Linked DNA regions of Homo sapiens: all the other regions are linked to region 1. A link is a contact called in ENCODE Hi-C or POLR2A ChIA-PET data. All regions are on one chromosome and are shown on one strand. Each heading gives the region's core, a stretch centred on a gene start or an enhancer-like site at or near the end of the contact. The rest is flanking DNA. Distances are from core to core; before and after follow the strand shown. Region 1 holds the start of AP1B1 (adaptor related protein complex 1 subunit beta 1). Region 2 holds the start of RNF215 (ring finger protein 215). Region 3 overlaps TBC1D10A (TBC1 domain family member 10A).

The links. A loop is a pair of places that touch in the nucleus more often than their neighbours do. ChIA-PET counts read pairs that join two places held with the same protein, here RNA polymerase II (POLR2A). Pooled maps may share reads with other maps.
Region 2: a loop to region 1 is called in a pooled map, with 4 times the contacts of the local background. The contact joins the promoter of RNF215 here to the promoter of AP1B1 in region 1. A Hi-C loop is called at or near these places in 1 of 168 maps with a recorded cell type or tissue (right lobe of liver) and 1 of 50 pooled maps. POLR2A ChIA-PET finds 5 or more read pairs at or near these places in 1 of 52 experiments (MCF 10A).
Region 3: a pooled map shows a loop between it and region 1 (4-fold over the local background). The contact joins the enhancer-like site here to the promoter of AP1B1 in region 1. A Hi-C loop is called at or near these places in 1 of 168 maps with a recorded cell type or tissue (OCI-LY7), 1 of 37 single-sample maps with no recorded cell type and 4 of 50 pooled maps.

What each region holds. Positions count from the first base shown.
Region 1 is chr22:29,386,946-29,390,154 of GRCh38, forward strand. AP1B1 (adaptor related protein complex 1 subunit beta 1) reads right to left here and starts at 1,625. Exons shown (of 23, transcript NM_001127.4): 1 at 1,479-1,625. It also overlaps a transcript of RFPL1 not described here.
Region 2 is chr22:30,385,674-30,388,882 of GRCh38, forward strand. RNF215 (ring finger protein 215) reads right to left here and starts at 1,738. Exons shown (of 9, transcript NM_001017981.2): 1 at 1,356-1,738; 2 at 943-1,086; 3 at 397-468; 4 at 231-316. The coding sequence starts at 1,640. RefSeq lists a silencer at 1,478-1,837.
Region 3 is chr22:30,303,902-30,307,110 of GRCh38, forward strand. TBC1D10A (TBC1 domain family member 10A) reads right to left here. Exons shown (of 9, transcript NM_031937.3): 2 at 630-729. Among named protein-coding and RNA genes, the nearest start is that of CASTOR1, 16 kb to the left of the region's middle. RefSeq lists an enhancer at 775-1,274. Within about 2 kb of position 1,755, at least 36 of the 41 ENCODE cell types and tissues checked have a DNase peak (open chromatin) inside an H3K27ac peak, as active enhancers do; they include OCI-LY7, where a contact is called at or near this core.

The sequences.
Region 1 (3,209 bases), core at 375-2,874:
AGAAAGGCAAAGATTCTTCCTCTGGGTACCTTCTTCCAGAACCTAGGACCAAAAGATCCCCTAGAGGTCATGTGGTTCCTCTCTTTTTAGACCAAAACGAATGCAGCTCAACCACTCTGAAGAGAAGTTCTCGACAATCTTCAAATAGTTTTCACGGATAGCCTGTTTTGTGTCTCACTGTTCCCTAAAGTCAGGAAAATCTTAGACTCTTGCCCTGAAAGGTATCACTAATAGCAACAGCCTGTAGGATTGTTTTATCCTAAAGAAAGTAAGTCGAATGCCCCTTATGAAGATCAGACAAAAAGCAATAAGGCTACATCGTGACATAAATCCAAATAAATACAACGGCAGCTAAAAATCTTTTTTTTTTTTTTTTTTTTGAGACGGAGTCTCACTCCGTGGCCCAGGCTGGAGTGCAGTCGCACGATCTCGGCTCACTGCAACCTCCACCTCCTGGGTTCAAGCGATTCTCCTGCCTCAGCCTCCCAAGTAGCTGGGATTACAGGCGTACGCCACCATGTCTGGCTAATTTTTGTATTTTTATTGGAGACAGGGTTTCACCATGTTGGTCAGGCTGGTCTTGAACTCCTGACCTCACGATCCACCCGCCTCAGCTTCCCAAAGTGCTGGGATTACAGGCGTGAGCCACCATGTCTGGCTAAAAGTCTTAAATATCCCCTACACCCCAACCTTAACTCCAGTCTTTCCTTTGTCTCTGTACTTTGCAGGTCTCTGACAGCCTGGCAGAAAACCTGGCCTTGCCTCTACTACCCGAATGACCTTACATGTGGGATTTAACCTCTCTGTGCCTCAGGGTCCTCATCGATAAAATAGGGATATTTAATCCCCACAAAGGTTGCTGTGAAGTTTAAATGTGTCATTGTAAGGAAAGTGCTTAGCACAGTGCCCGGTACACAGAAGGGACTCGATAGCCACTAGCAAGCATCTCCCTCGTTATTTTGCAGCATTATCACCGGTGTCTCCATTCAGTTAACTTGTCTTAGAGGCTCCAACAAACAAGACCAAGCCAGTGCCTAGCCGGAGGCGGGCGGCACGGGACCGTTTTCTAGTTTTTTTTTCTTTCTTCTTTTTCAACCTTGGCAAAGAGATAACGCCCTGAACAACGAGGAGGCCTCAGGATGGCCATGGAGGTGAGTCCGAAAGAGGAAATCAGAGCCCGAAGAGTTTTCCCTCAGGCCAGTGGGGAATTCCTCGGGGCCTAAGTCCTGTCTCTCCGGGCGGAAGCCCCAGGAGGTGCTGCGGGTATGGGGCGGCCGAGGAACAGGCCGGCGGCCAAGTGGGCGCGAATGAATGAACGAACCCTCAGCCCTTCCTCCTCCTCTGGCTGGGGACGTCGCTCGCGCCCCTGCAGCGCCGCGTCCTCTTCATGACCTCTGACCCCGCAAACCCCTCACCTAGGACCCCTGACCCCTCGCCCCACTTCTTCTCCTGGCTCGCCCGGGTCCCCGCTTCCTCACCCGCAGGTCCCAATAGCTCCCGGCGCCCCGGCTCGGTTCGGCTTGGCACCAAAATGTCCGCGGCCTCCACCTCTCGCTCTCCCGGTGCGTCCGGGCTGCCGGCGGCTCGGAGCCCCGCGGCTGTCACCTGCCGGGCGGAAGTGAGCTGCCCGCGCGCGGGTACTTCCGGTGGACGCAAGGCCTGAAGGCGGGGTCAAGGGTACAACCCTGGCGGGGGTGGTGCCCGTGGGGCGGGGCAAGAAAAGGGGAAGAGCCCAACGGTATTAACCCCTCGGCAGCCGCGGCGCTGCTATGCTGCAGTCTCCCGCAGAGCCCTTGGGAAACCATCCCGCTAGCCAATTCAGCGTGAGGGGGCCGGGCAAGGTCGTAGGGAGTTTGAAGTCCATCTTCTGTGTAAAGACGGCAAATCTGAGGTTCTAAGAGGGGCAGGGTTTTGCTCAAGGTCACTCATTTTTTGTTTGTTTGTTTGAAATAGGGTCTTGCTCTGTTGCTCAAGCTAGAGTGCAGTGGCTCGAAGATCTGGGCTCACTGCACCCTCCGCCTCCCAGGCTCAGGTGATCCTCTCACCTCAGCCTCCCAAGCAGCTGGGACCACAGGTGCGCAGCACTACGCCCGGCTAATTACTTATTATTTACTTATTTATTTTTTGTAGAGAGAGTCTCACTTTATTGCTCAGGCTGGTCTCGAAATCATGGACCCGAGAGATCCTCCCGCCTCGGCTTCCCAAAGTGCTGGGATTACAGAGGGGTCTCTCTCTGTCCAAACTAGGTTTACAGCTCTAGTTTGGACCCCTCCATTCTTAAGATGAGTGACCTTGAGCCAGACACAGTGGCTCATACCTGTAGTCCCAGCTACTCGGGAGCCTGAGGCAGGAGAATAGCTTGAGCCCAGGAGGTTGAGGTTACAGTGAGCTATAATTGCAGCACTGCACTCCAGCCTGGGCGACAGATCCAGACCCTGTCTCAAAAAAAGAAAAAAAATGGCCGGGCATGGTGGCTCACACCTGTAATCCCAGCACTTTGGGAGGCCGAGGCGGGCGGATCACAAGGCCAGGAGATCGAGACCATCCTGGTTAACATGGTGAAACCCCGTCTCTACTAAAAACACAAAATATTAGCCGGGTGTGGTGGCAGGCGCCTGTAGTCCCAGCTACTCAGGAGGCTGAGGCAGGAGAATGGCGTGAACCCGGGAGGCAGAGCTTGCAGTGAGCCGACATCACACCACTGCACTCCAGCCTGGGCGACAGAGCAAGACTCCGTCTCAAAAAAAAAAAAAAAGAAAAAAGAAAAAAACCATCTGCAATCCCACTGACCTAAGACAATCACTTTTAATATTTTGGTGAATATTCTTCCAAACTTGATAGATCATTTGTTTTTTTTTGTTTGTTTGTTTTGAGACAGGGTCTCGCTCTGTTGCCCGGACTGGAGTGCAGTGTCGTGATTTTGGCTCACTGCAACCTCTGCCTCCCAGGTTCAAGCGATTCTCCTGCCTGGGCCTCCCAAGTAATTGGGATTACAAGCATGCACCACCGTGCCCAGCTAATTTTTGTATTTTTAGTAGAGGCGGGGGTTTCACCATGTTGACCAGGCTGGTCTTGAACTCCTGACCTCAAGTGATCTGCCCACCTCAGCTTCCCAAAGTGATGGGATTATAGGCGTGAGCCACTGTTGGTATTTTTTAACTCACCAAAATATTGGTAAAAGTTTCCCAAAATAGTAAATACATTTCTAC
Region 2 (3,209 bases), core at 488-2,987, 1.0 Mb after region 1:
ACTTGGGAGACTGAGGCAGGAGAATCACTTGAACCTGGAAGGCAGAGGTTCCAGTGAGCCGAGATTGCGCCACTGCACTCCAGCCTGGGCAACACGAGTGATACTCCATCTCAAAAAAAAAAAAAAAGGCTAACAGGTAAGGCCCTGGTCCCAAGCCCCCTCAGTCCATGGGAGAACCAGGGGCTCTCTGTACCCAGGGTCAGTCCTTTGAAGTCTAAATACCAACTCACTGCAGCAATGCATCCAACAGCTTGGTGACATTGGAGGAATAATGGAGGACGATCACTGGCCTGAGCAGAAGCTGGGATATGTCCAGCTGCAGGGAGACAAGGAGGTCAGCAGGCCTGGGTCCCCCTTTCCCCAGCTTGCTTACCCTCACGGCCTGGTCCGATTTACCTCTCGGACCACGTTGTGGTTCAGGATGAGAAGAAGCAGGGCAGAGGCACCCAGGAAGAGGGCCCGCCGCATCTGCAGAGGGATAGAAGGCGAGAGGCTAGCATATACCCTGCCTGCACACCTGTCTCACCACCTGCAGCCCTAGCTGCTCTTAGCTCCTGGCCCTGCAGTGAGCAAAACTCTGGACAGACTGCCATAAGCTCCTTGAGGTCAAAGGTGGAAACTGCTTTCTTCCTCCTGCCTCCCTTCCAGATGCGCTGTGCCTTCCCCGGTCCTATCAGGGCAGTCCCAGCAGTGGTCGTCAGCAGCAGCTCCCCCATCCCATACTCTCAGAGCCTGGTCAAGCTTCTCAACCTCTCTCTGGCCTCCTCTCACCTCCCTGCTTCGAAGCCATACTGACTCCATTCTTCAAACTGGGGTGCCCTGACCCACCAGGCCTAGGGCTTCTCTGCAAGCTCTTAAGGGCCCATCTAAGGAGGGCCTGGCTCTAGCAGATGCCTTGGAATCCTTTCCTCCAGCCCCCTCCCCCATAGACATCCCCTGCACCTGCTGGACCAGGGCCTTGGGATAGGCCTGCGGGCCACTGCCCTTATTCTCCTGGTGGAACTGGGCCGCCTGCTCCTTGCCCACGTATGCCACTGCAATCCAGCCTTCCACTGGTGCCTCCTGCTCGGCATCCACGATGTCCATCTGTGTGGCAAGGGGCCATGAGCAGAGGGAGGTAGGGTGTGGTGGGGGAGGGAGCCGGGGTCATCACAGTGGATGCCAAGGCCAGAGTTCCCAGAGCATCTGGCTCTCTGGTTTGGGAAGCCGGAATGCTGGGGGCCTGGGGAGCCTGGGGAGGGGCGCTGGACTCTCAAGGCTTGGTGGAGGATGAACGTCGGTTCAGGGTGCGGGGTCTCTAGGGAGGGTTGAGAGAGGGGTTTAGTGATGCGGCCAGATGGCTCAGCAGCGCTCACCAGCAGCAGACGACCGCCCAGCAGGGGCGCCGGGTCGGCTTCGGAGCCGATCCTGACGCCCTCCAGGACCAGAGCGTCCTGGCGCGGCAGTCTCACGTCCACCCGCACGGCGCGGGCTCCGCCCCGCCCCGCCCCGGCCGCCGGCTCGCTGCCGTCCGCCGCGGCCCCGGGCCCCGCCAGGCCCAGCCACAGCGGCAGCAGGGGCAGCAGCAGCAGCAGCGGAGACGGAGGCGGCGGCGGAGGCGGCGGCGGCGATCTCAGCGCGGGGCGAGCGGCGGGGCCCATGGCCGGACCCGGCGAGCTGGCCCAACAGTGGGGCCAGGGGTCCCGGGCGCGGGGGGGATCGGAGGGAGCGAGGCCGCTGCCGGACGGGGCGGGGCGCCGGGAGGGGCGGGGCCGCGGCCGGACGGGGCGGGGCACCAGGAGGAACGGAGTGGGCGCTTGGCGGCTCTCGCGCCCAGACTGGGCCGCGGGCGCCCCCTGGTGGCCGCGGAGAGCTCAGGTGCCCGCGGCTGAGGGAGCTGGAGAGGGGCAAAACCGGGGTCGCAGCGGGAAGGCGGAAAGTCAGAGAGAGGAGGTGCTTCGGCAGCGGACGCGTCAGCGGGGCAGACAGGAAAATAGTTGGAAAGGGCGACCTGGGGGAGCAGAGACACGATCAGAGCCTGAGAAGGGCAGGAGCAAGGGATGTCTAAGGGGCCTGGTGGCAGGCCCTTGTTCTGCGGCAGCCCCGTGGACCCACGGGGTGGCCAGGGCCAAGTCACATCCCTCTCTTCCCCGGTCCTCCCTGTCTCGACCCCACTAAACAGCAGGAGGCAGAGAACCAGAGACTGGCGTGGGAAGCCGACAGGGGAGATAGAGGGGCAGGGGAAAGGGGCTGGGGGGCAAGGCAAAACGAAGCAGGCAGGGACTCAGTGCCTCAGTGGGACCGAGAGGCTGGGTCACTTCCCTCATCTGTGAAATGGGCACCATAGGCCGGGCGCGGTGGCTCACGCCTGTAATCCCAGCACTTTGGGAGGCCGAGGCGGGCGGATCACCTGAGGTCGGGAGTTCGAGACCCGCCTGACCAACATGGAGAAACCCCGTCTCTACTAAAAATACAAAATTAGCCGGGCGTGGTGGCGCATGCCTGTAATTCCAGCTACTCAGGAGGCTGAGGCAGGAGAATCGCTTGAACCCGGGAGGCGGAGGTTGCGGCGAGCCGAGATCGCGCCATTGGAATCCAGCCTGGGCGACAAGAGTGAAACTCCGTCTCTAAATAAATAAATAAATAAATAAGCACCATGTACAATCAACACTGCCTCACCCCCAGCAAATAACTCAAATGTCTACTGGAATGTGGAAGTTCCACTACTGTTCTAAAACTTGTCCGTTTCTCCAAGGGTTGGGGCTGCTGGGAGCTGGCTCAGTCTGAAACCTGAGCCTTTAAAAATTGTATGGTGGGCAGGGCGCGGTGGGTCACGCCTGTAATCCCAGCACTTTGGGAGGCTGAGGCAGGCGGATCATGAGGTTAGCAGATCGAAACCATCGTGGCTAACAAGGTGAAACCCCGTCTCTACTAAAAATGCAAAAAAATAGCCGGGCATGTTGGGAGGCGCCTGTAGTCCCAGCTACTCGGGAGGCTGAGGCAGCAGAATGGCGTGAACCCGGGAGGCGGAGCTTGCAGTGACCTGAGATGGTGCCACTGCACTCCAACCTGGGCCAGATGAGCCACAACACTCTTTTTTCTCCAGAAAAATTGAAAGAATTTTACAGTGAACACCTGTAGGAACACTGATATGGGATGACCAAGTTGCTCCTGAAGAAGTGTGAGACGGGTATATAAGACAGCCCCCGATATCAGCCTAAAGACAGACA
Region 3 (3,209 bases), core at 505-3,004, 920 kb after region 1:
GGGTGATTTCATTTTCGTAAGACTATCATTAAAGTGTGAAGTTACTTTCTTCTTTCTTTGGCCAGGAGTCAAGAGGGAAGTCATCAAGTTAATCTAGAGGGTAAAGAAGGCCTCGTACTGTGGTGGCTAAGAGGGCAGGTGCTAAAGGTACACTGCTTGGGTTCAAATCTTGACCAGGTCATCTGTAAAGTGGGGATACTACTATTACTAACCTCACACTAGGGTGCTGTAAGGAATTATCCCAGGCAAGTGCCAAGCACAAAGCAAATGTTCCATACACGCTAGTTACTGGCAGTATTGTAAAGTCCTCCTTGATAGTTGGTAAGCAGCACTTAAGTCCTTCCCCTGGGAAGGCTAGAAGAAAGCTGTGTTATGGCTGTTGGCTAAGAGTGGCTTTGAGGTTTAGCTCCAGGACAATGTTCTGCATGAATCTGAAGTCATTGTGTTAGGGCCCAACCTTCCCCCTGCCTTCAAGCCAGCTTCTGTCCTGCACTGGCAGTTGGAGGACACCTAAGGCATCTGGCAGTTATAGAAGCCTCTGCTTTCCTAAGCTGATGAAGTTCCTCCCTCTTCCTCCTCCTCCCCAAGCTGCCAACTCCCAGCCCAATACCTGAGGCCAGGCCCCTCACCTTTTTGTGCTTCTTGGCCATCCATTTGTCCCAGTTGTTGAGCATGTCCAGCCACTTGGACTCCCTCTGCCTCAGCACCTCCAGGGGTACTTCCTCCAGCCTGTGGAGCAGAGGGCAGGGCCTGTGAGAGGTGCCAAGGGAAGCAAAGGCCCTGGCTTCATTCCCAGCCGCCAGCCTGGTCAGACCTCCATTCTTCCTGCCTACCATCCCTGCTGTTCCCTTCAGGACTGCTACCTCGGACCATCCTATTGCAGATGAGAGGGAACACGCCACCTCCCCATCCACCGCCTCAAGGCATAAGCTAGAGAGACAGCAGGTGGTTCAAGTGCCTACTTCCCTAATGTGGCCAGGACCCATGGTACCTCTCTGAGGCAGAGGCTGAGTGAGTGTCTGCATCTGTGCAGCAAAGCAAAGCATTCCTGTCCTGGGTCTGCCTTAGTCAATAAGCCTCTTCAGAGGGCCGGTGTACAAGGTGCAGAGTTGAACACAAAAACTAGTCAAACGAGTACAGAAATAATATGCTCACCTCTTTACTTGAGCCAAACTCATTACTCAGAGTTTCCCCAATTATGCCCTGGCCCTTTCCCTCTCAGCCTTTATTCATGCCAGTAACTTTGCTGGAATGCTTCCCAAATCGTCTCCACCCATCAAAATCCTACACACACTTCAAAGCCCCATCAAATACCACTTCTTCTATCTGTAGATCTACTGACTGGGCAGCTAGCACAACTGTGTTGCAGTGTTCTAGGGCGAGGGCCTCTGGATGGGTTATGGGGATGCCGTCCCATGATTAAAACAAAGTCTTGACCCTCATGGAGTTGATATTCTGGTGGGCACTGAATGTGGGGAAAACACCTCAGCACCAAGGTGCTTTTTTCTGCTTTCTTAACAGAATAAGGTATTAATGACAGACAAGGAAACAGGCTTAGAGAGGTAAGATACTCAGGAAAGGTATCTTGCTTAGCGTTCAATCAGTGGAAAAACCCAGACTCAAATACAAGTCAGGTCCCAGCCAAGAGCCAGCACACAGTGCTGCCTGACCTCTCAGAAAGGAGCACAGAGTCGGAGGCAGCTCAGAGGAGGTTCTCAGGAACAGGACACAGTGGGGCTGGGGCTTGGCCCAGGCCTGAGTCTCTGATCCTCTCTCTGCCGGAAGGAAATGTGCTACTGTGACTTTTACTGGTTGGAAGAGCAGAGGGAGGGGCCCTGGCAGAGCTGAGGCCTCTAAGACACAAAAGGGAAGGTCTTCTTCAGTGCATTTTATCTGGGGAAGTGCCCAGGCCTGAGAGTAGCCTTGGAACTGAACGTCTGAGGAAGGACTACAGCCCAGGCAAAGGAGGCCCCCTCAACGCACTGATACAAGGCACCCCACCTTGAACTGCTGCCCCTCTCACCACCTAAAGGCAGAACTAGGGCATGAGTTACTCCTTTCTTTGCCTTTCCTGATAAAAGCAAAGCAAGGACCACGCCTTTACAAAAGGTCAGGTAATTTACAAAGGGATATGTATCTCCGGGCAACCCCCAAACATCCCAGGAGCAGAAACTAAGGGCCCACACCTCCCAGGCCATGATACCTTCCACCACCTATAATGCACTGCTTATGCAACAAGTCAGAGGAACAGCCTTCTAGTTAACCAGTCAGAAGGGTGCCCAAACTGAGTCAACAGGAAGTTCTGGCAGTTATGGATGTAGATAATGGCTAATCCAATATCCCCACTGCACAGATGAAGAAACTGAGGCTTACAGAGGGCAAGGTTTTCACTTGAGATTACCAGTTTCCAAAGAACTCACAGGTGATTAAATATGTCTATCTGATACCTCAACCCTCAGTCTGGCTTTATTGATAAAATCTAACTGCAGGGACTCAAAGATGCCCATTCTCCCAACTGCAGATACACAGAGGAACATGTTAAATTCAGAGTTCTTTTAACTGATGCCAGATAACAGCTTTGGCAGTTTCAAACCCCCAATGTCAAACCTCAAACCGGAACTTCAGAAGAGTACAAAACAAACTACCATATTTCCTGGATTCTAAGACACCACTGATTTTAAGCTACACCATTGATTTGGCAAGATCTTCTCAGAAACAAACAAAAAACCCACTACTACTTTAACTGTGCATGTCAATTGAAAGATCTGTTTTGATTTTTTAAATCCTAAATTAGGAAAATTTTAAGGCAATATGGCCATCTGAATGGCTTTTCCTTTAACAGCAGAGGAGTTTAATCTACCTGGAGATGGTGAGAAGGAAGACACTGGAGGTCTGGCTGTACCCAGCACTCAGCGTACCACATGCTCTCTAACTGCAGGTAGATGTCTCTAGGCACAGGATATACTCCTGAAACATTGCAGGCTATCTATTTTTTTTGTTGTTAAATCAGAAGAGTCACATATCCTTCAATTAACTCAGTCAGGATCTTAGAAAACATCTGATCCAACTGCTGTCTGATATAGAAATCCTTTCTACATTAGGCAAGTCCCCTTTCTTCTCTGATCCTCAGTTTCGCTATATGCTTGTACAGTCTATCTTATGAATTTGACCCTCTAAGGAGGCCCACAGAGGAGCTGTGGGATGAAGCT